Linked DNA regions of Mus musculus: region 2 is linked to region 1. The links are chromatin loops, found by intact Hi-C in ENCODE. Cell type or tissue: left cerebral cortex. All regions are shown on one strand. Links, peaks and the distances in the headings refer to the core of each region. The heading gives the core; the rest is flanking DNA.

The links. Hi-C counts contacts between places; a loop is a spot of excess contacts. Peaks named below come from ENCODE experiments on the same cell type or tissue, not always from the same donor. Only the 100,000 strongest peaks of a DNase experiment are listed, where the experiment ranks them.
Region 2: a loop joins it to region 1, with 26 times the contacts of the local background. A loop is called at or near these places in 4 of 42 quality-filtered maps.

The regions. Positions count from the first base shown.
Region 1 is chr2:177,239,201-177,254,869 of GRCm38, forward strand. No RefSeq gene overlaps it. Among named protein-coding and RNA genes, the nearest start is that of Gm14410, 41 kb to the left of the region's middle. In left cerebral cortex, for the core only: no CTCF peak of the experiment used is centred there; no DNase peak of the experiment used is centred there.
Region 2 is chr2:177,826,410-177,842,078 of GRCm38, forward strand. It overlaps Gm14325 (predicted gene 14325), which reads right to left and starts at 13,927. Exons shown (of 4, transcript NM_001024849.3): 1 at 13,828-13,927; 2 at 8,111-8,237; 3 at 7,842-7,902; 4 at 2,582-6,687. The coding sequence starts at 13,830. The coding sequence ends at 5,382. In left cerebral cortex, for the core only: no CTCF peak of the experiment used is centred there; no DNase peak of the experiment used is centred there.

The DNA of each region.
Region 1 (15,669 bases), core at 4,813-12,812:
AAAAACTGGAAGCTGTGATTCAACTGGTAGAGGAACAATTGAAACTAGGCCATATTGAACCATCTACCTCACCTTGGAATACTCCAATTTTTGTAATTAAGAAAAAGTCAGGAAAGTGGAGACTGCTCCATGACCTCAGAGCCATCAATGAGCAAATGAACTTATTTGGCCCGGTACAGAGGGGTCTCCCTGTACTGTCTGCCTTACCACGTGGCTGGAATTTAATTATTATAGATATTAAAGATTGTTTCTTGTCTATACCTTTGTGTCCAAGGGATAGGCCCAGATTTGCCTTTACCATCCCCTCTATTAATCACATGGAACCCGAAAAGAGGTATCAGTGGAAGGTCTTACCACAGGGAATGTCCAATAGTCCTACAATGTGCCAACTTTATGTGCAAGAAGCTCTTTTGCCAGTGAGGGAACAATTCCCCTCTTTAATTTTGCTCCATTACATGGATGACATCCTCCTGTGCCATAAAAAACTTACCATGCTGCAAAAGGCATATCCTTATCTACTTAAAACTTTAAGTCAGTGGGGTTTACAGATAGCCACAGAAAAGGTCCAAATTTCTGATACAGGGCAATTCTTGGGCTCTGTGGTGTCCCCAGATAAGATTGTGCCCCAAAAGGTAGAGATAAGAAGAGATCACCTCCATACCTTAAATGATTTTCAGAAGCTGTTGGGAGATATTAATTGGCTCAGACCTTTTTTGAAGATTCCTTCCGCTGAGTTAAGGCCTTTGTTTGATATTTTAGAAGGAGATCCTCATATCTCCTCCCCTAGGGCTCTTACTCTAGCTGCTAACCAGGCCTTACAAAAGGTGGAAAATGCCTTACAGAATGCACAATTACAACGTATTGAGGATTCGCAGCCTTTTAGTTTGTGTGTCTTTAAGACAGCACAATTGCCAACCGCAGTTTTGTGGCAAAATGGGCCATTGTTGTGGATCCATCCAAATGTATCCCCAGCTAAAATAATAGATTGGTATCCTGATGCAATTGCACAGCTTACCCTTAAAGGCCTAAAAGCAGCAATCACCCATTTTGGACGAAGTCCCTATCTTTTAATTGTACCTTATACCGCTGCACAGGTTCAAACCTTGGCAGCCACATCTAATGATTGGGCAGTTTTAGTTACCTCCTTTTCAGGACAAATAGATAACCATTATCCAAAACATCCAATTTTACAGTTTGCCCAAAATCAATCTGTTGTGTTTCCACAAATAACAGTAAGAAACCCACTTGAAAATGAGATTGTGGTATATACTGATGGATCAAAAACTGGCATAGGTGCCTATGTAGCTAATGGTAAAGTGGTATCCAAACAATATAATGAAAATTCACCTCAAGTGGTAGAATGTTTAGTGGTTTTAGAAGTTTTAAAAACCTTTTTAAAACCCCTTAATATTGTGTCAGATTCCTGTTATGTGGTTAATGCAGTAAATCTTTTAGAAGTGGCTGGAGTGATTAAGCCTTCCAGTAAAGTTGCCAATATTTTTCAGCAGATACAATTAGTTTTGTTATCTAAAAGATTTCCTGTTTATATTACTCATGTTAGAGCCCATTCAGGCCGACCTGGCCCCATGACTCTGGAAAATGACTTGGCAGATAAGGCCACTAAAGTGGTGGCTGCTGCCCTATCATCCCCAGTAGAGGCTGCAAGAAATTTTCATAACAATTTTCATGTGACGGCTGAAACATTACGCCATCGTTTCTCCTAGACCAGAAAAGAAGCCCATGACATTGTTACTCAATGTCAAAGCTGCTGTGAGTTCTTGCCAGTTCCTCATGTGGGAATTAACCCACGTGGTATTCGACCATTACAGGTCTGACAAATGGATGTCACGCATATTTCCTCCTTTGGGAGAAATCAATATTTACATGTCTCTATTGACACCTGCTCTGGCATCATGTTTGCTTCTCCTTTAACTGGAGAAAAAGCCTCACATGTGATTCAACATTGCCTTGAGGCATGGAGTGCTTGGGGGAAACCCAAACTCCTTAAGACTGATAATGGACCAACTTATACATCTCAAAAATTCCAGCAGTTCTGCCGTCAGATGGATGTGACCCACCTGACTGGACTTCCATACAACCCTCAAGGACAGGGTATTGTTGAGCGTGCGCATTGCACCCTCAAATCCTATCTACTAAAACAGAAAGGGGGGCTGGTGAGATGGCTCAGTGGGTAAGAGCACCCGACTGCTCTTCCGAAGGTCCAGAGTTCAAATCCCAGCAACCACATGGTGGCTCACAACCATCCGTAACAAGATCTGACTCCCTCTTCTGGTGTGTCTGAAGACAGCTACAGTGTACTTACATATAATAATAAATAAATCTTTAAAAAAAAAAAAAAACAGAAAGGGGGAGTCGAGGCTCTACCCCGAGTACCAAGAGTGTCTGTCTATGGCACTCTTTACACTCAATTTTTTAAATCTTGATGCTCATGGCCATACTGCGGCTGAACGTCATTGTTCAGAGCCAGATAGGCCCAATGAGATGGTTAAATGGAAAAATGTCCTAGATAATAAATGGTATGGCCCGGATCCTATTTTGATAAGATCCAGGGGAGCTGTTTGTGTTTTTCCACAGAATGAAGACAACCCATTTTGAATACCAGAAAGACTCACCCGAAAAATCCAGACTGACCAAGGGAATACTGATGTCCCTCGTCTTGGTGATGTCCAGGGCGACAATAATGAAGAGAGAGCAGCGTTGGGGGATAATGTCAACATTTCCACTCCCAATGCCGGTGATGTATAATGCTCAAGTATTCTCCCGACTTTTTACCACTAACAAGGAACTGGGTTTGGCCTTGTTCAGACAGCCTTGGCTCTGTCTGGACAGGTCCAGACGACTGACACCATTAACACATTGTCAGCCTCGGTAACCACAGCCATGGATAAACAGGCCTCAGCTAATGTCAAGATACAGGGAGGTCTCATGCTGGTTAATCAACGCATAGATCTTGTCCAGGAAAAACTAGATGTATTATGGCAAATAGCTCAGCTGGGATGTGAACAAAAGTTTCCGAGATTGTGTGTTACTTCCATTCAGTATGAGAAATTTACTAGGGCAGCTAATTTGTCAAAAAGACTTTCTCAGTATATGTTACAGAATTGGATGGCTGAATTTGAACAGACCCTTCAGGAATTGAGACTTGCCATCATTCAGGTCAACTCCACACGCTTGGACCTGTCCCTGACCAAAGGATTACCCAATTGGATCTCCTCAGCATTTTTCTTCTTTAAAGAATGGGTGGGAGTGGGATTATTTGGAGATACACTTTGCTGTGGATTAGTGTTGCTTCTCTGGTTGGTCTGTAAGCTTAAGGCCCAAACTAGGAGAGACAAGGTGGTTATTGCCCAGGCGCTTGCAGCACTAGAACATGGTGCTTCCCCTGATATATGGTTATCTATGCTTAAGCAATAGGTTGCTGGCCATTCAGCTCTTGCACCCCACGAGGCTAGTCTCATTGCACGAGATAGAGTGAGTGCACTTCAGCAGCCCGAGAGAGTTGCATGGCTAAGCACTGCAGTAGAAGGGCTCTGCGGCATGTATGAGCCTATTCTAGGGAGACATGTCATCTTTCAAGAAGGTTGAGTGTTCAAGTGTCCTTCCCCCAGGAAAAAACAACACGGGACCAGACCAGGACCCCTGTGGGTGATGAGCCTGGGAGGGGGTTTTGTGTACGGCTCCTTTACCTGCACACTGGGGATTTGACCTCTATCTCCACTCTCATTAATATGGGTGGCCTATTGCTCCCAAATAAAGGGGGAGATGTGGGGAGCGGCCCTCACATTCGCCGTTACAAGATGGCGCTGACATCCTGTGTTCTAAGTGGTAAACAAATAATCTGCGCATGTGCCAAGGGTAGTTCTTCACTCCATGTGCTCTGCCTTCCCCGTGACGACAACTCGGACAATGGGCTGCAGCCAATCAGGGAGTGACACGTCCTAGGCGGAGGATAATTCTCCTTAAAAGGGACGGGGTTTCACCATTCTCTCTCTTGCTCCTGAAGATGTAAGCAATAAAGCTTTTGCCGCAGAAGATTCCGGTTTGTTGCGTCTTTCTTGCCGGTGGAACAAAAGCGCGGGCAATACTGTGCAAGGGGCAGAAACCATGCCATTCTGTACTAACCAAGTTTTTATATGGTTTCCAGGGGCAGAAAAGAGCATCAGCAACTAGGCACAATATGATTGGTGGAACAGTGCACACTTTAAACTGGTCTTTAGGGAATGAGGTGACAAGGACTTCCCTTGTCTGAAAGGGGACAATGGTCCATCCTGTGGAATATTTACATTTAAAAGAACGTTCTAGTCCAGCAAACCAAGTAATTTCCATTTTAAAGGCCCAGGGTCCTTTCTTTGTATATTCAATTATGCATGCAATACGCACTACAGTCATCTATACTACTTACTGGGGAAGTCCTGCAGCCAACCTGCAATCAAATTCATATATTAACAAAAATTTCAAAGTGAAAGTGGGTTTGAATTTGAAAACTACAAGCAGCCATTGGGTGAGAAAAAGGTAGAAAAAGAAGATATTTTAAAAAAAAAGACATCACTGCTCCTAGGTATGTTGGAGTAGAAAGTATATTATACACAAAGTGAGAACATAGCCAGACCCATTTGTACCTGGGAAAATATAGAGTAGACATGACCTTGGACCTTGTGAAGACAGGAAGGAGGGGAGAAGCAAGAGCCAGGTCAGGAGGATTAATGATAGATGAAAAGGCCAGTTCCCAAATGATTGGATTGCATACAGAATGACAGCTGGGAGATTGGCTGTCCTACTCCTGGGGTAGATGGTGAGGTAAGCCAGCAATATGTTGTAATGGGCAGGGCCTGTGATCTCATTTGTCACTGCCCTAATCTGGGAAATGCCACAAGATGGCCAGTATGGAATTTTACTGATTATGTAAAATTGATTCCTTGACTCCTCACGGTGAATGTCAACCACTGCCAAAGCAGAAAGGCCTCACCTACCTTATTCCTCCTCCTCTTCTGTGCCGCAAGTAGACCAGCTTCAAAGTTGGACACTGAACTCAACCTTATACCTGTCCCTCTTTATTTGTAATCCCCTAATTTGTAACCCTGTCACCCAGGGAGGTTAGACAACACTCATTCCCTGGTGTCTTTTGGCTCACTGATCAGTCAGAACCCAGCCTGAAAGCAGTTGTAGGAATGTTTTCCAAGCCCTGGGCAGCAGAGGCAGGATTCAGAGTTCAAAGCAACTCTTAACTACATGGCATAAAGAAAAAGCTACAGGAGATGTTTCTCTAAGCAGACAGATATGAAATCTCTTTAAAAATAGGAATGAAATTCTTAATTTGGGGTCAATATTGGAGAACAGAAACATGTAAGAGGTCACGTATGGATAGTGAAAATGAAATTTAAAAAGTAGTACCAAAAAATAACTTTTTAAAAAGATAAAAATAACTGAAAAATATATATTACTGTACTGATTTGAAAAAGATCATGCCCTTCCTCGTAGAAAAAATGGCATTAATAAGATAGTATTTGAACTTGCTCCTATGTGCTTTGTTAACTACTGAGATCTATAATCTGACACACACAGCTACAGCTAATGGCATTTGTTTTACATTTCTGAGCTCACTTAAATATGTCACCAAGAATTGCACATATCTCATAATACAGATCCAAAATGGGAATTCATTCCCACTGGCTCAAGCTAACCTACCCAAATAAAGCCCACCAGTCTAGTATTGCTAATCTAGTAGTATTACAATTTGTGAAATTGCAAAATCACTTTCACTGCCTGTATCAGGCCCTTCTCCATAATGATGACCCCTGCAGCATACTCCCCTTTCCTTTGTTCTGTGACCTAGTTCTTGTCTGCACTGTATTACCAGACAGTGTACACAGTAAACTGTTTCTCTTGTTCTAATCCTGCCAAGTATATTTCCACACACAAGCTCCAGCCACAAAGGTTTGTCCAGATGCTTTCTTATAATAAGTTACTCAGAGGCCAAAGCCTAGTCCAAAAGGAGACAGTTGGTCCACAAAATACCTCACAGGTGGCCCCATCTGTCTGGCTGATGCTTACCATCCTGCCTCTGGGAAGACCTATTACACAAGCATCCTTTGCTAAGATGCTTACCCACCCCCTCTTTGAGGGAGATGAAGTTGCCCTTACCATGTCTGAAGTTCTGAGGTTGCTTGAGCTACCTCGCAGCATCCACAGAAACACTGAGATCAGCTGAGTTACAGAGGAACTTGCAGGCTGGGTACCCTGAAAATTCACTACCTCTTCTAACTGGCATCCCCATGTGGATGTTTTGATTTGCTAGTGAGTCTTGAGTGACATGAGCAGCACCCTTAGGGTTAGAGTGTGCTGAAGGGACACAGCAGAGAGGTCTCAGCCTGGGCCAATCCTTTTCCAGATCTGCAGATTTGCAGTTCAGTAGCACCACTGTGACTCTTCCAATAGCCTACTTGTCTGTTTTCACAACAAGCCCTTGGGAGGGGCTAAGATTCCTGATCCCTGCTGCTTACCTGCCTGCCTCTCCCACTTTCTGGACAGTGCCCCTGGGTTCACTGCTTTGAAAGTTTGGAGCTTGCCTGAGCTCCACTTTCAGCACTCACGAGGCATTTCCCCTTCTCCCTTCTGGAATCAAGCTGGATAGCTTGCATTCCCCATCAATCAGCTGACACTGGAGTTACCAAACTGCCCAGAGGTGGTCAGTGCCAGAATATTAGCAACTGAAGAGAGATTTTTAGGACACAAGATTTTGTTTTGTGGCTTCAGGCTGGTAAACTGCAAGTACTTTCCACCCAATGGTTATGAGAAAAGGCTCAGAGCAATTAGGACACATGTCTGACACTGTGGAGCACTCTTGTTAATCAGCACACTGTCCTCAGTGGTTTGTCAAAACAAACATAATAACAACAAACCCACACCTATATTGGTAAAAAATATCACTGTACTGATTTGAAAAATATCAGGCCTTTCTTGATTGAAGGAATGATATTAATAAAACAGTGTTTGACCTTGCCACTATATGCTTTGTTAACTACTGAGATCTATAATGTGACACACACAGCTAGAGCTAATGGCATGTGTTTTACATTTCTGACACATGATATCTATATATGATCCTAAAACAGAAATTCATTATCACTGGCTCAAGCTAACCCTTACAAATTAAGTACACACCAATCTAGTTTTATTTAATCACATGCATTATTTAATACGTGTTGTTAAATTACAAAATTATTAACCCTGCCTAACTCTTATCCTTCGCTAGAATGGTGACACCTGGAGCAGATTCTCTTATGGTTTTATCTATGATCTAACTATCTCCTGCCCTGTTTCATCTGACAGAGATAACAGTAAACCATTGCTCCTGTTCTTATCTAAAGGTGGAAGAAATTAACAGTTCATTATATGACTGAAATGAGCAATTATAAAACACCATTTTGCTACATTCTTTAACTCAAGAATTTAGGAATTTATATCAAGAGGAAAGCAAGGTCATTGTCCTGGAGAGCAGCAGACCAGGATCAAGGCTACCTGAGTCAACATAGCTTGTCTTAGAACATCTCTATAAGGGGAAGAAGAGACAGCTCTCTCAGAACTAACATGTCATCCCAGAAAGAAATCGCTCTATATACAACTAAAATATTAATTAGGAAAATTTTCTTAATGGCAGCATGGATTCAGCTGTGGCTAATGCTCAAAGACCAGCCAGCCAAAGACAGGTTTTGGATTCCACACATGCTCTCATCCATAAGTTTCTTTCCAGTTCAGTCCCCAGGTTATTTTGAACAATTTAAATATGGACTAGAGATTACAAGTCCTACTTAAGACTGCTAAAAGATTTACACAGCAAAGACCCCCAGAATCACTTATTAAGTGCCTCAGAGCCCTGAAATAGCAAGCCATTTCTCAGTGGTGGATTCCTGAGTTGGAGGTCCCAGAAGATGAGAAAAATAGCAAAAGTAGAAGGTAGAATTTACAATAGCTGTAGTGGTGAGAGCTTACACAAGCTATGTCTTATGCCAAGTAAACTTTTTAAGAGTAGCATCTTGTGCCAGGTGTGGTGGCTCACGCCTTTAATCCCAGCACTCGGGGGGAGGCAGAGGCAGGTGAATTTCTGAGTTCAAGGCCAGCCTGGTCTACAAAGTGAGTTCCAGGACAGCCATGGCTACACAGAGAAACCCTGTCTCAAAAAACAAAAACAAAACAAGAGTAGCATCTTGTATCCTTCTCACAGGGGATAAGTGGAAAGAAATGGAGACCTCTATGAAGTCTTTAGAAACTTGCATACCCTGGGACAAACTCAGAAGTCTAACAAAACAACACTGCACATAAGAACTGCCAAGTATCTAAAAAATCATGACCAACCAAACCCCCAGTGGACTTGGGACTGAGAACCATATCGCCATATTGTGGAGAAAGTTGGAATCGCAGGATCTGAACCTTCTCCTCCCAGAAGCCCTAGCCACAGACCATTGCCACCTCTCCTAAAGCTAATCCTGGCTTAAGAGAAAGAGCACTGTTTTGTATTCAATACACAAGGGCCTTAAGTCAAGCTCCTAAGGCTTAAGGCTCCAGGCTCTTAAAGGTCTGGAATTTAGGATTCAGGTATGCAATTCTCCACACATTAGGATCAAGCTTTACTTGAGTGGACCAGCCCTCAACACAATAGTATTTTTCCTTTCAAAGAGCTGTCACCTGCTGTCGTCCTGCCTTGGAGGAAAAACTATGCTTTTTCCATGAAGGAAAAGAAAATTATGGATGAGAGCATATGTAGAATCCAAAATCTGTCTTTGGCTGGCTGGTCTTTGAGCAATATTCACAGCTGAATCCATGCTGTCATTAAGAAATTTTTCCTGGGGCTGGTGAGATGGCTCAGTGGGTAAGAGTAACCGACTGCTCTTCCAAAGGTCTGGAGTTCAAATCCCAGCAACCACATGGGTGGCTCACAACCAACTGTAACGAGATCTGACGCCCTCTTCTGGTGTGTCTGAAGACAGCTACAGTGTACTTACATATAAATAAATAAATCAAAAAATTTTTTAAAAAAAGAAATTTTTCCTAATTAATATTTTAGTTGTATATGGAGCTATTATTTTCTGGGATGACATCTTAATTCTGGGAAGGAAAATAGATCTTTATGGCACACCAGGCCTTAAGGTTGGTTGTGACCCTGTAATGCCATTTTGTGTAGCTTGTTAGGGGCCTGTTCTTTGATATCACCATAGGTCTAATGCCTGACTGTATAGCAGATTTGTCCCTTTTGTTAAGATTTGGAGACAAATTTCTGATAACCGTGGTAAATAAACATGCATATGGCTATACTAACCTTCAAGAGGGCTGCTTAGCATACTACATACCTGTCAGGTGTTTTACAGGCAGCCCTACCTCAGCTACATCCTACTTAGTGTCACTTAATATTTCCTAAGCATTGGTAAATCCGTAACATCATCAACTCTACTCTTGTACATCAGAGCTTAATATTGGAGTGCTACCCAACACATAATATGTCTTCTACAGCCTGCACCTACATGTTAACTGCTAAGGGCAGAATTCATAGAAGATAATATAGAAACAAGGGCTGTCAAGTTTGTCATCCTGGCAAGTACATTTCTCCATTTCTCCAGAGTAGCCCCTCCTGCAAATTTTTTTTCTACTTCTTCTGTTTTTTTGGGTTTTTTGGTTTTTGGTTTTTTTCTCTCGATACAGGGTTTCTCTGCCCTGGCTGTCCTGGAACTCACCTTGTAGACCAGGCTGGTCTGGAAGTCAGAAATCTGCCTGCCTCTGACTCCCGAGTTCTGGGATTAAAGGCGTGTGTCACCACGCCCGCCTTCCTGCAAATGTTTTGTGCAGATGCAGCCCAATAATAAATTTATTCAGAGGCCAAAGCCGGGTCCAAGAGGAGACTAGGTCCACAGGTGGCCTCATCTAGCTGCCTGCTACTTACCATCCAGCTGATGGTAAGTCGACTACACATGCGTTTTCTGCTAAGCTGCTTGCTCCTCCTCTCTGTGGGAGATGATCTTGCACTGACCATGTTTGGAGTTCTAAGCTTGCTAGGTCTTCTCACATCACTCAGTAGAGGCACACAAAACACATCACATAGAAATGCAAAGGTCTGCTGAATTACATGGAGAAGGAAGTTGCTGGCTTGCAACCTGGAAGGGCCGCCTCCTCTTCTAACTGGTAGCTCCAGGTCGAGATTCTGATTGGCTGGAGCATATTGAGTGACATGTTAACTACCCTTAGGGTGATGGTGTACTGAAGGAACTCAGTTCTAACCTGGGCCAATCCTTTTCCAGATCTAGAGATTCATGGTACAGTAGCACTAATGCCTCCATTCCAGTAACTTACTTGGGTCCTCCTGCCAAGCCCCTGGGAGTAACTAAGATTCCAGATCCATGCTGCTTAATTGTCTGTTACTTCCCTTTGTGGGCAGTGTCTCTGTGTTCACTGTTTTGCAAATTTGGAGCTCATCTGAACTCCAACCACAGCACTCCAAAGGCACATCTCCTTCTTCCTCCTAGAATCAAGCTGGATAGCTTATATAGCTCTTGAATCAGCTTACATTGGAGTTACTGATGTGCCCCACAAGTGGACAGATGTCAGAATATTAGCAATTAAAGAGAGATTTTAAGAAACAAGATTTTGGTCTGTCTTCTGGCTGGGTTTAGGTCACTGCAAGTATGTTCCACATGATGGTTATTTGTCAAGCTTCAGAACAGAGCAGGAAACTCATGAAAGACATGGTGCACCCACTTCCTGGCTTTCCTGGCCTATGTGATCATCAGACAATGACAAAAACAAAAATACAGAGGCAAAACAACCATACAAATAAAATAATAGCTTAATTTCTTAGAGAGAGAGGGAGAGGGAGAGGGAGAGGGAGAGAGAGAGAGAGAGACATTTAAAGACAGCACTGAAGAATTGGGACAATACAATAACTCTTAAAGTCATTCCAGATGTTTAGAGTCAGTGCCTTACAATCATTTTCAAAATGAATATTGCCAAGCATGCCAGTATGTGCTATCAATTGCAGTAGTGTGGAGACAAATTCATATTCATGAATTTGAGGCCACACTCCTCTACATAGTCTCTTCCATAATATAAACCATCTCAAATAGGCTTAGTTTCTTTAAATGGCAGATACAGTTACACTGTCAAGAACCAGGAAGCAACGACCTCAATGATATGAAGTAAAAATTTATTCTATTTCCAGGCCAATCTCGCAGTCTCCTCTGAATTCAGAGAGATAATCAGCTGTGAGTAAAAACAGAGAAACTTTTTGGAGTCAAACTCAAGGCTAAGATGAATAGTAACTATTACAAAACTGGAATTGCCTTGCAGTTAGTAATACAATTAAAATCTGCAATTCATAAAACCTACCACGCTGGGCATTGATGGTGCAAGCTTTTAGTCCCAGGACACGGGAGGCAGAGGAATGTAGATTTCCCAGTTGAAGGCCAGCCTAGTCTACCGAGTGATTCCAGGATAGCCAGGGCTACAGAGAAACCCTGTCTTGCAAAAAAACCAACCAACCAACCAACCAAACAAACAAATAAATAAAACATCCCATGAACAGAGGAACACTGTAAACAATTTATACTATGTAAATCTTAAGATTATAGAGGAAAAACTAGTCAAAATGACAATTTGTCCATTAACTTGGGACATTAGAGACAACATCCATAGTTAACAATATAGAATTACTCATTGAAGAATGAAAAATTACTGGCCTCTTGTGAGAACATGAACTTTTTACCTCGGAGCCCACCCCCTCCCATCTAGAGGTTGTTCTCGGAACACTCCTAAACTTTTCACCCCAAAACTCCTCACCCTAAAGTTCGACCAAGAACATTTTTGAGATAAAGGCCTCCTGAAACAACCTCAAAATGAACCGGGTACATTGCCAAATGATAGGACATGACTCCTTAGTTACGTAGATTCCTTGATAGGACATGACTCCTTAGTTACGTAGATTCCTTTGGCAAGAACTCCCTAGTGATGTAAACTTGTACTTTCCCTGCCTAGTTCTCCCCCTTTGAGTTTTACTATATAAGCCTGTGAAAAATTTTGGCTGACCGTCGAGACTCCTCTACCCTGTGCTAAGGTGTATGAGTTTCGACCCCAGAGCTCTGTGTGCTTCCATGTTGCTGCTTTATTTCGACCCCAGAGCTCTGGTCTGTGTGCTTCCATGTTGCTGCTTTATTTCGACCCCAGAGCTCTGGTCTGTGTGCTTTCATGTCGCTGCTTTATTAAATCTTGCCTTCTACATTTTATGTATGGTCTCAGTGTCTTCTTGGGTACGCGGCTGTCCCGGGACTTGAGTGTCTGAGTGAGGGTCTCCCCTCGAGGGTCTTTCATTTGGTGCATTGGCCGGGAAACAGCGCGACCACCCAGAGGTCCTAGACCCACTTAGAGGTAAGATTCTTTGTTCTGCTTTGGTCTGATGTCTGTGTTCTGTTTCTAAGTCTGGTGCGATCGCAGTTTCAGTTTTGCGGACGCTCAGTGAGACCGCGCTCCGAGAGGGAGTGCGGGGTGGATAAGGATAGACGTGTCCAGGTGTCCACCGTCCGTTCACCCTGGGAGACGTCCCAGGAGGAACAGGGGAGGATCAGGGACGCCTGGTGGACCCCTTTGAAGGCCAAGAGACCATTTGGGGTTGGGAGATCGTGGGTTAGAGTCCCACCTCGTGCCCAGTTGCGAGATCGTGGGTTCGAGTCCCACCTCGCATTTTGTTGCGAGATCGTGGGTTTGAGTCCCACCTCGCACCTTGTTGCGAGACCGTGGGTTCGAGTCCCACCTCGCGTCTGGTCACGGGATCGTGGGTTCGAGTCCCACCTCGTGCAGAGGGTCTCAATCGGCCGGCCTTAGAGAGGCCATCTGATTCTTCTGGTTTCTTTTTTGTCTTAGTCTCGTGTCCGCTCTTGTTGTGACTACTGTTTTTCTAAAAATGGGACAATCTGTGTTCACTCCCCTTTCTCTGACTCTGGAGCATTGGAAGGAGGTGCGGGTCAGAGCCCACAACCAGTCGGTGGAGGTCAGAAAGGGTCAGTGGCAGACCTTTTGCGCCTCCGAGTGGCCAACGTTTGGAGTAGGCTGGCCACCTAAGGGTGCTTTTGACTTGTCACTAATCGCCGCCGTCAGGCAAATTGTTTTTCAGGAGGAAGGGAGTCGATGTGGAATCTGCCCCCGTCAGGAAATAGCGTTTGGCTTGGCTGGTTGTACAAGTCCAGGCGTGGACGAGTGTGCTTAGAGATACTGGTGTCTTCTTTTTCTCTGTTGCTATCTTGTTTTTGTTTGTGGTTTTTGTCATGAGACACAGACACTGTACGTCAGAGGTAAAGTGAGATCCCTCCCTGTCTGTATGTCTGTGTGTCTGTGTGTCTTGTTCACTTGTGTGTCCTCCATTGGACCACCTTCTGATTCTGTTTTGTTTTTGATTTGTCTGGTTTCAGGTCTGGTTTTGGTCCCAAGGAGTTGACTGATTATCTTGGTTTGGTTTTAGGCCGGTCTCAGGTTCTGGGGCCTTCCCATGGAGACAGGTCCATTTGGGTTGGTCATAGTGACAGTAAGCTTCTCTGGAAATCGCATGTAAGATGCCCTGTATTGGTCTTGCTTGTGTTTGTCATTTCTGTGGTACTGTGATTCTATAGTGGTTGCCTGAAAAACGGTTTCTGTGTGTGTCTTTTTTGTCTCTTTGTGTTCGGACTTGGACTGATGACTGACGACTGTTTTTAAGTTATGCCTTCTGAAATAAGCCTAAAAATCCTGTCAGATCCCTATGCTGACCACTTCCTTTCAGATCCTCAGCTGCCCTGCCTCCTACTCCAACTCCAGAGAGCAGCCAGCGGGTCACAGTGGTCCCGCCCATGGACCTGGAGCCTAGGGAAAAATGAGCTCGGAAATCCGGAGCAAATGAGGAGTGGTCCCTGAGAAGTCAGTGGCCCTGGATGTTGTGGCTGCTGAAGAAAAAAAGAAGAGGAGGCTGTTCGAGTAGCCGGCCAAGAGCGCTGCAGGTTCCCAGGCAGCTTCTCATTCCCCTGTCCCTCCCATCCCATCTCTTGTTAACAGAAAAACTGCTTTCACTTTAAGATAAGTGCCGGTTGCAGCCAGCTGTGAGAGCTGCACTCCCGTCTCTGCTCTAAAGTTCCCTCTTCTCAGAAGGTGGCACCACCCTGAGCTGCTGGCAGTGAGTCTGTTCTAAGCTCCAGTGAGGGAGGCATCCGCCCACTTGGGGCTTCTGTCCAAGGTAAGGAGCACCTGTGAGTCTAACTGCCAGACTCTGATGGGGGTCTCGTCTCTGTGGGACTAGAAAGTCCCAACAATCTAACCAAGGTAATAAGAGTCAGACAAGAAAAAGAGTTAAAGAAACATGAGGCTGACAAAGACAGAGACCAGAGTCAGAATCAGAGCTGTGCTGTGAGACAGAAAGATAAGAAAAATAAAATGCTGGCCACAAAAGTCAGGAAAATTAGAAAACTTAGATAGTACCTGGCAACAAAAGAAAGCTTTTGGCTAAAGATCAACGTGTATACTGTAAAGAAAATGAGCACTGGGTGAGAGACTGCCCCAACAAAAAGAAGAGGAGCCCCCCTCATGACCAAACCCTTCACCTGTTCGTGGCTAAAAGTAAAGAGATAACAAAAGGGGTGCTAATACAGAAGCTGAGTCCTTAAAAGAGTCCGGTGGTCTACCTGTTGAAGCAGCTAAAAAAAAGAGACTGTGTTTCATACTCCTCCACCGACCAGTGCAAAACAAGCTAAAAAGTTCCTGGGCACTGCGGGCTTTTGCAGATTGTGGATTCCAGGTTTTGCTGAGTTAAAGAGATAAACAGCCCTTCGTATAAAGAAAAAAAAAAAAGGAACAATCTTAGATGGCCTTAGATGCTCTTGAGACTGCCCTAATGTTATCCCCAGCTATGGGACTCCTAGATGTGACTGAGAACAAAGGTATTGCCAAAGAAGTTCTTACTCAGAGATTGGGACCCTGAAAAAGACCTGTGGCATACTTGTAAGAAATTAGACCTGGTGGCTGTAAGATGGCCTGCTTGTCTGCACATAGTGGCTTCTGGTCAAGGACGCAGATAAATTGACTCTGAGACAAAACTTGGCACATGTCCTAGAAAGTGTGGTTCAGCCCCCATGACCGATGGCTGACTAACGCTCTTGAAAGCATTATCCAACTGTTCCCCTGACCGATGGACACATTGTCAGAGCTTTGACTGAACGAGTGACCTTCGCTCCCCCTGCTATCCTCGATCTCACTACTGCCTGAGACTTCACCTACTCATCATTGTGCTGACATTCTGGCAGAAGGAACTCATACTCGAGATGATCTGAAGGATCAGATCAGCCTTGGCCTGAGAGTTTGAACTGGTACACGGATGGCAGTAGCCTGGAGGTTAAAGGTAAGCGGAAGGCGGGGACAGCAGTGCAGTGATGGACAGAAAGCAAGTGATCTAGGCCAGCAGCCTCCCTAAAGAGACTTCAGCCCAGAAAGCTAAACTTGTGGCTTTAATACAAGCTCTATATATACAGACAAAGAGAGCTGTTGACATCTGCAGAGAAAGACCTAAGATGCTGTGGCTAAAAAAAAAATCAGATGGCAAATCTAACCGCCCAGGCATCCTAAAGAGCAATGATCCTGACAGTCTGAAGACTA
Region 2 (15,669 bases), core at 2,689-10,688, 590 kb after region 1:
CTAACATATATACAGAGGAGGACTGCCTGGCCCGGACTCAGGGAGGGAAGACACACCTAATCCTTGAGAGACTTGAAGTCCCAAGGATTGGGGAGGCCTGGCAGGATGTTGTTGAATGGTTGTGGGTGTGAGGACACCCTCATGGAGATGTACAGAGGGGTCGGGATATGGGATGAGAAACTGTAAGTGGTTGGAATGGGGGGGTGATAATGACTGGAGTATAATTAAAGAATAAACATAATTTTAAAATCTCCATTCTGGTTGTTTGAAATATGTCTTAAATTCTAAGGGAAACTCTCCCTTAATCTTACTACAGTCTTAATTGTCTATAATCCTATCCACTAAATATAATGTGACCTAGGTAACATAAAGAGAAAGTGCCAACAGAGAAGGTGCACAGAAGTCTGGAGTTCAGATCCACCTCCTGATTCCTGGGGTCAGAGCCCTCCCTGGAGGCCGACTCCCCTCTTGCAGGGAAAGTGTCCAGGGTTCTGGGTGTTAGGTCTGTCTTCTGGCTGAGGATGAAGGCCTGAAGGGATCTTGTTCAAGAAGCTTAGTTACTTCTGCTGCCCACTTACTCTCCTGCATAAACAGTTCTCAGTGATCCCAAGATTCTGGATGTGCTAGGGCCTGCCTTTGTCCTTTGACCCTGTTGCTGCTAGCACAAGACCCTCTGGATTTTTTGGAAGTGATGTTGCATTCCACTCACCAGTGATCTCAAAGACCAGGGTGTGCTAGGGGGCCTTCAGCATGAAGAGTCCTCTGGGGACCTTTGGGCCCTCTGCTGAGATCTGGCCAAAGATTGCATGGGGGTGGGGGAGGGTGGCTCCAACCAGAAGTTAATCTCAGTCGCTGGTCACGCTGCTGGTCCTTTGTCCCTGTTCCTACTATTACAAGACCCTCTGTATTTTTTGGAACTTATATTGCATTCCACTTACCAGTGATCTCAAGGACCTGGGTGTGCTAGGGTGGCAGCCATGTGGAGAATCCACTGCAGACATTAGGGCCCTTCACAGAGATTGCCTCAAACACTCTTACACAATCACCACGTGCTCATTTTTCCTTAAAAGAAGTTAAAACGAATCTCATCGATTTCTCTCTATTCTTTTTTTTCTGATTATAGCTCTGGGCAGCCTCTACCATCTACCTCTGTTGTTGCTTTCTGAGCAGCCTGAATCTTTGTACTGCACCTCCAAGCTTAAACTATTTGAGGCAGACAGAAATCTTTTAGAAGGGCTCATGGTGGAAGAGGGCTCATGGAAAATCCAGACCAACAAGGATGTCTGGATCAGCTTGGGACATTTTTCTGAGTCCCAGCTCATTCCACAAATCCAAGAATTATGCATACCATTTTAGCTCAACTTTTGTTTTAGTTGTGAACCTGCACAGCTAGTGAGGACTCAAATGGCTCAGCAAAACAAGTGAATCCACTAAGAAACCAATTTTCCTCATCCCTTAATTTCACATCGTAGCATTTGTTTTTCATTTGAGAATCCCCAATTAGTTTTTAATATTGCATTCCATCCTATAGGTGTGATGCCTTCTGTAGACTCAGTTGGTTACTCTGCTCTACTATAGGATGCCACCTTTTTAAGTTCTTAGCTCAGCATACAAGTACTTTGGAGTCTGAAATGAAAGACAAACAGCATTATGTAATATGCCAAATCAGCTCATTGGCTGGGACACTCCCAAACATCCACATTGCTATTGGTTCCCCTGTGATACACCTAATTTCCTAAATCTAGAGCCCATCTTTGCTTCTCCAGAACCAATCAGAGGAGGGAACACTGGGGTCACTCTTTCCTAGCTTTTATGTGGCTGGTATTGTGTCTTTCCCAGCTCTGAAGCTGGCATCCAAATCCTTTACTGGCATGGAGATCCTCTTTGTTTCCCTTGCCATGAATCAAAAGTCCTGCCTTTGTTGCCTGCCTAGCCATTGGCTGCTGGCACTTTTGTTACCCATTTACAATCAGCTTGGGGCAGGTAATCTCAGTGTCCCAGTACAGGATTATCATGAAATTTGGGAAGAATTTAACAGGAGTAGCATAAGAATCAATACACAATTGGGAATTAGCAGAAAAACAAATCAAATCCAAACACCAGGCCCTAAGTATTGCCTTTTTCTTATTATCCTGAATTTAATCATATGGTGAAACTAAGTTCGTTTCCAAGGATTAGGTATTGTGGAGATCCAACCTCACTTTACTCATATTTTCTTTTTAAAACATAATGACTGTCTCTAACAATGCTTTCTGCTTTTCATTGTGCCCCTCAAAACATAAGACCTGTACTTTACCACCAAAGAACAAATCCATATGATTAGTTAAGCTATAACAGTCATATTATATAACAGTTGACACTGTAAACTACATAAGCCCCTATCCCTAAATCCTGATTGGTGTGAAAATGAAGCTATAATTTGGAAGGAATGTTTCTGTCTGATCCTCCTTTTTCAAAAAAAAAATTAATTTTATTTCTTCATTTCTTTATTGTCTAATCTTTTTTTTACAATCCATACCTTATACCCCTTGTTTTATTCATGGTTTCTATTCCTGCACAAACATCATGACCAAGAAGCAAGTTGGGGAGGAAAGGGTTTATTTGGCTTACACTTTCATACTGCTTACTGTTCATCACCAAGGAAGTTGGGACTGGAACTCAAGCAGGTCAAGAAGCAGGAACTGATGCAGAGGCCATAGAGGGATGTTTCTTTACTGGCTTGCTTCACCCGGCTTGCTCAGACTGCTCTCTTAGAGAACCCAAGACTACCAGTGCAGAGAGATGGTCCCACCCACAAGGGGCCTTTCCCCTTGATCACTAATTGAGAAAATGTCTTACATCTGGATCTCATGGAGGCATTTCCCAAGTGAAGCTCCTTTTTCTGTGATAACTTCAGCTTGTGTCAAGTTGACACAAAATTAGCCAGTATAATTGACACCTTGTCAACTTGACACGCAAACACATCACTAGTAATGCTCAACTCTTAGTTTCTTATTCATGCCCAAGATATACACAACTTTGAAAGCCCCACAGACTTTACATATTAAAAGTTCAATGCTTTTAAAATATCCAATATCCTTTAAAATCCAAAGCCTTTTACAATTAAAAGTCTCTTTACTATGGAATCCACTAAAATACTTGTTTCCTTCAAGAGGGAAAAACATCAGGGCACAGTCACAATCAAAAGTAAAAATTAAACTCCAACTGTCCAATGTCTGGGATCCAACTCACGATCTTTTGGACAACTCCAAAAGATCCAAGGGCTTGGGTCACTTTTCCAACCCTGTCCTTTGTAGCACACCACTTGTCCTCTAGGCTCCAGATGCATGTACTTTACTGCTGCTGCTGTTCTTCGTGGTCATTCATGGACCTGTCAACTCCAAAACACTGCATGATCTCTTCAGTACTGGGCCATCAATTTCACCTGAGTCTGCACCTTCACCAGTGGCCTTCCATGGCCTCTCAAAGTGCTGGGCCTTAGCTGATCTGCATTATCCCTTCATGCCTTCAAAACCAGTACCACGAGGGTAAGACTTACACACTACCAAGTCCAGCCACAGCACAAGGTACCACCTTGATTATCTCTAGAACACTTCCTCTGTGCTCTCAGAAAACACTTCACAGATGATGCCACTTCAATGATGCTGGTTTCTTCTTAATCACTGCTAATTTCTTAGCTCCAGCTAACCAGCATCAACAGTCCCAGTAATGCAAAGTTTTCACTCTAGAAATTCTATTATCTTGTTAATCACAGCTGATTCTTCAGCCCCAGTTAACCAGAACCACAGAATCTTCACAAAGTAACAATGGCCCTGAAAAGAGGCTTTAATTTTCCCTCTGAAATTTCACAAGCCAGGCCTCCATCTTCTGCACGGTTCTCAACATTATCTTCCTACACAACATCCCACAGAGTTCTTAACACAGAATGGATCTTCTAGCCCAAAGTTCCAAAGTCCTTCCACAGTCCTCCCAAAACATGGTCAGGTTGTCACAGGAATACCCCACTTCTGATACCAATTTGTCTTACTCAGGGTTTCTATTCCTGCATAAACATCATGACCAAGAAGCAGTTGGGGAGGAAAGGGTTTAATCCAGCTCACAATTTCCACATTGATATTCATACCAAAGGATGTCAGGACTGTAACTCAAGCAAGACAATAAGAAACATTTCTTGTATCCCCTTGAACTCCTTTGTATGATTATTTTCAGGATTATAAAGAATTAGAAATGTTAAAAGGCTTCCCCATATTGAATGCATTTATGGGTTTCTCATTCATAATGATGAAGATTTGGGAAATCTGATAAGGTTTCACCATATTATATTCCTAAATTTATTTGCAGTATGAATTGTTTCATTGTAAAGACTCTAAAATATTCAAAAAGTTTCACCATATTAAACACACTCAGCCTTTTGCTACATTTTGTTTTCTTTTGTGTCTTTGAATATGACTGACAAGTGAAAGCAATACCACATGGCTTGTAGACATCGGGTTTCTCACCTCTATGTCTTCTTTTATGTATTTGAAGATTTTAATGCACAAGGCTCTGTTCACTTGTTCATTTCATAGTGTTTTTCTCAACTGTGTCTCCTTTTCTTACAGACTACTGTGACTTATAAAATGTTTACCACATTGCCTATATTCATAGGGTTTCTATCTAGTGTGTATACTTTTGTGTTGGGAGATGACTCTTTTGTACAATTGCTTTCCCTAATTGGTGTTATTCAGAGGATTTCTCAAAACCTCATGTTCCTTACAGATTTGAAGATGATTGTGCTGTAGAAGTCCTTTAAAACATTGCCAATATTCATGGGGTTTCTCTCCTGTATGTGTTCCTTTATATATTTGGAGGCCACTGCTTTGTGAAAAAGCTATAAAAGCACCATTGCTAACATTCAAAAATCTCTCTCCTATACGTGCTCTTTCATGATTTTGTTGATGACTGCTTTTTGAAAAAGTTTAACCACATTGGTTAAAATCAAAGCATTTCTCTCAACTATATGTGCTTTTATGTGTGTAAAGACTATTGGTTTTCGAAAAAGCTTTACCACATTGGTTACGTTTAAAAGGTTCCTCTCTGGTATATGTTCATTTATGTACTTGGAGATCAATGCTTGCTGCAAAGGCTTTATAACATCAGATACCTATATAGAGTTTCTCTCCTGTATGGTCTTTTCTCTTTAAAGGTCACTCCTTCCTGCAAAGACTTTACCACATTGGTTACATTCCTGGGTTTTTCAGCTGTGTGTGTTCGATTATAATATTCAAGACCACTGCTTCCTTCAAAGGGTTTACCACCTTGGTTACATTCATATGGTGTCTCTCCTGTATTTATCTTTTATGGCATTGGAGACCACTGCTTCCTGCAAAGGCTTTACCATACTAGTTACATTCATAGGGTCTCTCTCCTGTATGTGTTTGCTTATGTATTCGGAGATGACTGCTTTGTGCAAAAGCTTTACCACATTGTTTACATTCATAGGGTTTCTCTCCGGAATGTGTCCGTTTATGTTTTTGGAGGTCACTACTGCTTGCGAAGGCTTTACCACATTGTTTACATTCATATGGTTTCTCTCCTGTATGTGTTCGCTTATGTATTTGGAGGACTCTCCTTCTTATAAAAGCTTTACCACATTGGTTACATTCATAGGGTTTCTCTCCTGTATGTGTTCGCTTATGTTCTTGTTGGTCACCACTTCTTGCAAAGGCTTTACCACATTGGTTACATTCATAGGGTTTCTCTCCTGTATGTGTTCGCTTATGTATTCGGAGATGTCTGCTTTGTGAAAAGGTTTTACCACATTGTTTACATTCATAGGGTTTCTCTCCTGTATGTGTTTGCTTATGCATTTGGAGAGTATAGATTACTGTAAAGGCTTTACCACATTGTTTACATTCATAGGGTTTGTCTCCTGTATGTGTTCGCTTATGCATTTGGAGAGTATAGAATACTGCAAAGGCTTTACCACATTGTTTACATTCATAGGGTTTGTCTCCTGTATGTCTTCGCTCATGTATGTGGAGATGACTGCTATGTGCAAAGGCTTTACCACATTGTTTACATTCATAGGGTTTCTCTCCTGTATGTGTTCGCTTATGTTTTTGGAGGTCACCACTTCTTGCAAAGGCTTTTCCACATTGGTTACATTCATAGGGTTTCTCTCCTGTATGTGTTCGCTTATGTATTCGGAGATGACTGCTTTGTGAAAAGGCTTTACCACATTGTTTACATTCATAGGGTTTCTCTCCTGTATGTGTTCGTTTATGTTTTTGGAGTTCACCACTGCTTACAAAGGCTTTTCCACATTGTTTACATTCATAGGGTTTCTCTCCTGTATGTGTTCGCTTATGTATTTGGAGGTCACTCCTTCTTTTAAAAGCTTTACCACATTGGTTACATTCATACTGTTTCTCTCCTGCATGTGTTCGATTATGTATTCGGAGATGACAGCTTCTTGCAAAGGCTTTACCACATTGTTTACAGTCATAGGGTTTCTCTCCTGTATGTGTTCGCTTATGTATTTGCAGGACATTCCATGTTCTAAAGTCCTTACCACATTGGTTACAGTCATGGTGTTTCTCTCCAGTATGTTTAATTTGATGCCTTTGTCTACCACTCTCATATGCAAAGGCTTTACCACATTGAATAAACTCAGAGGGTTGCTCTGCAGAACAACTTCTTTCATGCCTGCAAATAAAATTTGCACACGTGAAATCTTTCTTACACTGATTATACTGATGAGTCTTTTTATCTGTATGAATTCTTTTAAATTTTGGTTTCATTGAACAGAGCAATCTAATGTTAACGTAATATTACTTTGTTTATATTCAAAGGAGTTTTACTAAATTATGAATTGTTTTACATCTTCGAGGATATATGAAATGGAAACAGTACTGATTATGTGGCTCACATTTATAACATACTTTTTCTATAAAAGGTTACTCACATATTTGAAAAAAAACAGGAAGAACTCCCAGTGTTTGCACAATGATTGCTTTCACAAATTTTGTTATCATGAGAGTAATACTACATTTGGAATATGAACAAATGCAAAAGAAAAAAAATTTTCTACTGCTTTAATTCTCATTACTATTTTCAGCAGTTTGAGTTGGTAAATGTCCCCAGCAATGTTCGAAGCAAATTATTTATAAACTTATATAGCACATTTAAATGTTGCTCAAAATATGTTATACTGCATATCCTCTAATTGTTCTGGAAAAGTGAAAGGTATGTGGCTTCTTTCAATGCCCCAATGATCACAAGACTTGTATCCATCTTAACCTATGACATCCACATCAAAAGAAGAATAACAAGTGAAAATTCCACATTACATTCACAGCTGACTTTTTTTCGTCACAGAAATGTGGTACAGAGATTAAGGTTTTTCCACAAAACCATTTTTGAATCTTATGAACTGTTCATCTCACTAAATTTAGCAATGTTATTACAAGTATATCATTGAGCTCAGATATACTATGGATTATTTGCTCATTACTAGGTTTTAGACATATACTTGTCACCTAATCACTGTGTGTTCCTTTTGCAATATCTAAGCGATATAAGACTGAAGACACTCGCACTTGTACAGCATAGCTCTACATGGCTTGATTTAAACAGTATCATATCTGTTAAGCCATTATATCTCTTTCTTTGAACTAATGGAATGCCTTGCAAACAATAATTTCATATCTGCCATAGACATATATGATTTTATGAAATTCAGTAAACATCCATGACTGAAATCAGTGCTTATTGTACCCTAGTGGTTTTCTTTACTACTTGTAGCACACGTTAAACTTTCTTCATAGGAATTTTTTCATCAGGTTGCAGAAGAAAAGTACCTTCCATGACTTCTAGAAGTTTGAAGATGGTCTTCAATTGTATGTTCTTCCCAAATGTAACCTAAACCCAGTACCAGAGAAAGTATGTTACATTATTGGAAATTAGGCAACATTTAAGTTACTAACGCCATTGAACTTTAGAACCATGAGTGATTGATTCATCTTGTTCTTCCTCATTCTCAATTGAAATTAACAAAACAAATAACAATAACAAAGATACAGTTGTGCATACATGTTATAACGTAAATAAAAAAAAATCACAATATTACCTATAGCTGTGAGATTCCTATAGGTCTCTAGCATCACACCTTTGTAGAGACTCTTCTGAGAAGGATCCAGCAAAGCCCATTCTTCCTGAGTAAAGTTCACATGCACGTCATCATAGGTGATTAAATCCTGTAAGATTTGATAAGTGTGTACAAAACAAAATATACAGAAACAGTGTAAAGGATTATTTCAAAATGAATATTCGATGACTGCACTGCCTACCCACATAGTACTTTTTATCCAGTCTTTCACAGTTGGACAACAAAAACTTAAGTAAATAAATGATCTCTGGGAACCTGATGCCTTAGTATTAAGATGTTGTGTATGGAACCATGTAGAATGCTGGTAGACTTTCCACATTTTTGTTCCCTGAGATCAAATATGCAAGAGTTCCCTTAAAACTGCAGTTTCTTCTCACCTATCCATGTCACCTGTAGATAAAAAAGACCATTTCCATCTCCCCTTCCCTTCTTAGCCCCCAAGTCTGGGCAGACACCCCCTTCTCAACCATAGCCAATTCTCCCAAAGACCAAGCAGTCTGTCTAAAGAACAAGCCCACTATCTGTTTTCCTAGACAGGACAGTCTCATAGTAGGCCACAGAACTGCCACACAATATCAGGGAAAGCTTCCTCTGCCCATTTCCACGTGACCAATTTTCAACTTTTCTTCAATAACTAAGGCAACTACACCAGGAACAATGTGACCTTGACTAATGTTACCTGTGCTAGGATGTGTATAGAAATAAAATAAAATCATATTTCCTGCCTCCAATAAAAATAACTCAAAGTCACCCCTAAACTGTTATAAATCTGACCCTACAGTTACTACCGATCTGACTTCCAAACAGAGAGGCCCCATGCTCCAGAGTTCTCTCTGTCATTGTAGATGATCAGAAAGTTGAGCTATTGTTCTACAGCTGTTCATGACCCTTTGTACTCTCAGGCTAAACCGGCCCACGGGAGCCCATATACAAAAAAAAAAAAAAATGCTGAATGATAATTTAATGTCTGCTTCCTGCCATATGCATTATGCTCCAGTCTGTCCTATCCACCCACCCAGCACCAGCAACACCTGAGAAACTTCTGCATGTCAGAAGCTTCTTTTGTAACCAAGAATTGAAGTTCTGTGAATCACACCATTTTGACAATAGGTAACAGAAAGGTAAAAGGAATCTAATCAAATATTTCTGAAGGATGATCGCTGACAGCTCTTTACTACTACCTTCTAAACTATTTATAAAACTAGAAACACAAAACTGAATACAGAAGGGTCATGAATTCTAGAAATCAAACCATTACTTTTCCAATGTTGTCCTACGGCACACCAAAGGCAATGCCTGTATGTGCATACTGCATAGTCACATTTAAGTTCCATACATTCCCACTCCCAGGGCTACCGAGCCACCCCTACCCCTGTAAATCCACAGTCAGGAAGTCAAAGGACAAGGGCCTCTGCTATGATCACCACATGGACCAACAGAACCAAACTGTGATCCACAGTCCATTTAGAATCAGCAGATCGGACTCAAATAGCTCTGCAGACTTGCTCCTACTGTACTGTAACAGAGATTACTATAATAACCAGGGGATGGCTTGTGGTCTTCCAGGCAGCTTTTAACAGATGCATCTGAGGAGAATCCTGTAAAGAACCTGTAAGCTACCTTCCCCTAGTGTTCCTGATTGTTAGTCCTGCCCATAGTCCCTCATTAGCATGGAAAAGTCAGCTGGGCTTCAGGGCAACAGCAGCTCCTTCACTGTGGGATCACAGAGCAAAAGATTTAGATAGCTAAAACCTCCCAAACTCTGCAGTTACACCCTACAAGCAGACAGAGCCCTAGTCTGGAATATTTACATTTAAAAGAACGATCTAGTCCCGCAAACCAAGTAATTTCCATTTTAAAGGCCCAGGGTCCTTTCTTTGTATATTCAATTATGCATGCAATACCCACTACAGTCATCTATACTACTTACTGGGGAAGTCCTGCAGCCAACCTGCAATCCAATTCATATATTAACAAAAATTTCAAAGTGAAAGTGGGTTTGAATTTTAAGACTAAAAGCAGCCATTGGGCGAGAAAAAGGTAGAAAAAGAAGATATTTTTTAAAAAAAGACATCACTGCTCCTAGGTATGTTGGAGTAGAAAGTATATTATACACAAAGTGAGAACATAGCCAGACCCATTTGTACCTGGGAAAATATAGAGTAGACATGACCTTGGACCTTGTGAAGAGAGGAAGGAGGGGAGAAGCAAGAGCCAGGTCAGGAGGATTAATGATAGATGAAAAGGCCAGTTCCCAAATGATTGGATTGCATACAGAATGACAGCTGGGAGATTGGCTGTCCTACTCCTGGGGTAGATGGTGAGGTAAGCCAGCAATATGCTGTAATGGTCAGGGCCTGTGATCTCATTTGTCATTGCCCTAATCTGGGAAATGCCACAAGATGGCCAGTATGGAATTTTACTGATTGTGTAAAATTGATTCCTTGACTCCTCATGGTGAATGTCAACTACTGCCAAAGCAGAAAGGCCTCACCTACCTTATTCCTCCTCCTCTTCTGTGCTGCAAGTAGACCAGCTTCAAAGTTGGTCAGTGAACTCAACCTTATACCTGTCCCTCTTTATTTGTAATCCCCTAACTTGTAACCCTGTCACCCAGGGAGGTTAGACAACACTCATTCCCTGGTGTCTTTTGGCTCACTGATCAGTCAGAACCCAGCCTGAAAGCAGCTGTAGGAATGTTTTCCAAGCCCTGGGCAGCAGAGGCAGGATTCGGAGTTCAAAGCAAGTCTTTACTCCATGGCATAAAGAAAAAGCTACAGGAGATGTTTCTCTAAGCAGACAGATATGAAATCTCTTTAAAAATAGGAATGATATTCTTAATTTGGGGTCAATATTGGAGAACAGAAACATGTAAGAGGTCACGTATGGATAGTGAAAATGAAATTTAAAAAGTAGTACCAAAAAATAACTTTTTAAAAAGATAAAAATAACTGAAAAAATATATTACTGTACTGATTTGAAAAAGATCATGCTCTTCCTCGTAGAATAAATGGCATTAATAAGATAGTATTTGAACTTGCTCCTATGTGCTTTGTTAACTACTGAGATCTATAATCTGACACACACAGCTCCAGCTAATGGCATGTGTTTTACATTTCTGATACATTCTATCTATATAGTATAGATCCTAAAACAGAAATTCATTATCACTGGCTCAAGCTAACCTGCACAAACTAAGCACCCACCAATCTAGTTTTATTTAATATCATGCATTATTTAATACATGCTGTTAAATTACAAAATTATTCACCCTGCCTGACTCTTATCCTTCTCTAGAAGGGTGACACCTGGAGCAGATTCTCTTGTGGTTTTCTCTATGATCTAACTCGCTCCCGCCCTGTTTCACCTGACAGAGATAACAGTAAACTATTGTTCCTGTTCTCTACTGAAGGTAGAAGAAATGAATAGTTCATTATATGACTCAAATGAGCAACTATAAAACACTTTTTTGCTACATTCTTTAACTCAAGAATTTAGAAATTTATATCAAGAGGAAAGCAAGGTCATTGTCCTGGAGAACAGCAGACCAGGATCAAGGCTACCTGAGTCGACATACTTGTCTTAGAACATCTCTATATGGGGAAGAAGAGACAGCTCTCCCAGAATTAACATGTCATCCCAGAAAGAAATACTCCATATACAACTAAAATATTAATTAGGAAAATTTTCTTAATGGCAGCATGGATTCAGGTGAGGCTAATGCTCAAAGACCAGCCAGGCAAAAACAGGTTTTGCATTCCACACATGCTCTCATCCATAAGTTTATTTCCTGTTCAGTCCCCAGGTTATTTTGAACAATTTCAATATGGACTGGAGATTACAAGTCCTACTTAAGACAGCTAGGAGATATACAAAGCAAAGACCCCCAGAACATTTATTAAGTGCCTCAGAGCCCTGAAATAGCAAGCCATTTCTCAGAGATGGGTTCCTGAGTTGGAGGTCGCAGGAGATGAGAAAAATAGCAAAAGTAAAAGGTAGAATTTACAACAGCTGCAGTAGGGAGAGCTTACACAAGCTATGTCTTATGCCAAGTAAACTTTTTAAGAGTAGCATCAGCCGGGCGTGGTGGCGCACGCCTTTAACCCCAGCACTTGGGAGGCAGAGGCAGGCGGATTTCTGAGATCGAGGCCAGCCTGGTCTACAGAGTGAGTTCCAGGACAGCCAGGGCTACACAGAGAAACCCTGTCTCAAAAATAAAATCAAAAAAAAAAAAAAAAAAAAAAAAAAAGAAGAAGAGTAGCTTCTTGTATCCTACTTACAGGGATAAGTGGAAAGAAATGGAGACCTCTATGAAGTTTGCAGAAGCTAGAATACACTGGGACAAATTCAGGAGAAGTCTAATAAAACAACCCTGCACAAGGGAACTGCCAAGTATCTAAAAAAACCACTACTGACCAAGCCCCCAGTGCACTTGGGGACCCTACTCAGTGTAGGGTGGCACAGAATTACTGCATGGCACAGCAGAGAGGGAGGTGGAGTTGACTGGCACTGCAAAAGCAGGTTTGCAACTTCCCCTCCCTGCCTGCATTCCTTTCTATTTGCTGGAACCCTCCCACCAAGGCTGGCAAGAGATCTCCGTGGAAAACCTTTGGTACCCAAGCCCACAAGCTACTAGGGCTACTGAGCTTCCCACATCCCCATTAATCCACACTCAGGAAGGGGCAAAGGACAAGGGCCTCTGCTATGATCACCACATGGACCAACAGAACCACAGTCCTTGGAACCAGCAGATCTGACTCAGATAACTCAGTAAACTTGCTCCTCCTGGCCTGGCAAAGGAGACAATTACAATCACCATGACATGGCTTTTGGCCTTCTTCACAGTTTGCAACAGATGGCTCTGAAGAGACTCCCATAAAGAACCCCAAGCTACCTTCCACTAGGGTTCCTGATAGAAAGGCATGGACAGAGTCCCTCATTAGCCTGGAAAACACAGCTGGGACTCAGACAACAGCAGCTCCTCCACTGTAAGATCACAGAGCAAATGATTCAGACAGCTGAAATTTTCCTGGCTCAGCAATTCTGCCACAGTTGCAGACAGAGCTCTAGTCTGGGAAATTTGCATTCACTAAAATTTTCCAGACTCCACTTATTTTCCTTTTTAAAGGCACAGAGCCTTTCTCTGCAATTAAAGAACATTATTAAATTATACAGGCAATGTCCAGTGCAGCCATCTCTGCTTCATACTTGGGAAGCCCTGCAGCCAAACTGCAATCAAATTCACACAGTAACAAAAATTAAAAAGAAAACCTCCTGCCAGAAGGCCATCCTGTGCTCCAGCCCCGGACCTGACCAAGGATGCTCGCTCGCGTGGGAACCATTCAGTGGCCCCTATCCCCCAACTTCTCCTCCCTTTGGCCCCGAAGCCCAGTGCCACCCCGGGGACCCCATTCTGTCCTAAGCTCTTCCGGGGTATCCAGCGTGGGATGCTGGAGGCTGGGAACCTGGTGCCTAGAGCTGCCCTTTTCCACCACCCACCGAGTTGGGTCCGTGCCTTCCCACGGCCAGACAGCCACCCGCGGCCATGTGGAAAGCGTCCTGCAGTCCTCCCGCTCCTGCCTGCCCAGCGCAATGGAACTCTGGCCAGAAGCGAGTTCTCTCCCACTCCCCTCTTTTCCCCACACCGACGGCACCGCAGGAGATGACCTGGCACTTACCATGTTTGGAGTTCTGAGCTTGACTAACCTTCTCTCACAACACCCAGTAGAGTCACGCAGAACACATCACACAGAAACTCTCATGACCGCTGAGTTACAGAAAGGAACTTGCAAGCTTGACCTGGAAGAGCCGCCTCCTCTTCTGACTGGCAGGTCAACGTGGAGGTTCTGATTGGCTATTGAGTCTTGAGTGACATGAGCACCACCCTTAGGGTTAGAGTATGTTAAAGAGACACAGCATAGAGGTTCCAGCTTTGGCCAAACCTTTTCCAGATCTGCAGATTTGAAGTTCATTAACACAAGTGCCTCTCATCCAATTGCTTACCGATCTGTCCTCCCATCAATCCCCTTGGAGAAAGTAAGGCTTCACATCCCTGCTATTCAACTGCCTGCTTCTACCCCCTTGTGGGCAGTAACTCTATGCTTCCCTGCTTTGCAAATTTGGAGCTTCCTTAAGCTCCAATCACAGCACTCAGAAGATATTTCCACTTCTTCCTCCTGGATTCAAGTTGGATGGCTCTCACAGTCAATAAATCAGATTACAATGGAGTTAAATCTGTCCCAAAAGTGGAAATGTGCCCAGAATATTAACAATTAAGAAAGATTTTAGAAAGCAATATTTGTTTGGTGCCTTCAGGCTGGGTTCAGCTACACTGCAAGCACTGTTTACCTGGTGTTTCTGAGACAAGCCTCAGAGCAAAGCAGGAAACAACAACCACAAACCCACAGCTGTGCTATCAAAGATTTTCCTGATGAACAGAGCTGATAGAATGAATCTCTATTATATAGTTAATGCATTTATTAGAATGACTCACAGGATGCCATTCAACCAGTCCAAAAAAGGCTGTCTACACATTTAAAATTTCCAATAGTGGTTCAGTTCATGTGGCTTGACATCTCAACTAGTCTTCATTACATACCTTAATTTTCAAAATTATGCACTACTGCCAAAAAATAAACAAAAAAACAAACAAACACACACACACAATAACAACAACAACAACAAAAAGTTGTTAGAAAGAGGTAGGGCATTAAGGCAAAGAGATAGAGCTACCATCTTCAATGTCCTTTATATATGTAGGCTGTCACCATAAGCTGTTGCCTAGATCCAAGTTGGATCTTATCACCCCAAAAGACCCAGATTAAAAATACTTTTCCCAGATTGAAAACTACAATTAAGAAAAATCCCTCACAGTACCCAACTCTTTCTGTTTCAGCTAATTCCAGATGTGTTCAATTTGACTGACAAGAATACCTAGCACAGCAGACAAGACAGAACAGCTTCAAAAGATTTTTCCGGTGATGGGTAAGGAGAGCACAGGAGCCATTTCCAAAGCAATGCCTTTCTTCAAGTGTGGGAGCATTGAGATTTTACTCAGGGAATCTAGACACATTTACACATAGATTTGCCTACTCCTATGAATGTTAAGTTAAATTCTTTTCTGAAGATGATCAAATGTAAAAGCTGAGATATTGAAGGACATTCTTACCTCATAGTCATCCAGAATCATCCATAAATTATAAAAATGTTGGACATAAATGCATCTGGAAAGTTCCTCTTGTATTACAAGGTCTTAGCTGTAAATCAAGGGAAAGGTGAGAACTCGTTTTGAACTCCACGAAAGTGGGAGCTTGCAATATGGGTGTGTTCAGAAGAGGATAAAGCCTGAAAATGCACCCAAGTGTCACACCTCTTCCAAAAAGGCAGACCTGTGTTCCTTCCCAAACAGTTCCACAAACTAGGAAGTCTATGGGAGCCATATTAATTTATAAGTCTATGGGAGCCATATTAATTTAACCTATGAGTCTATGGGAGCCATATTAATTTAACTACCATCTGTC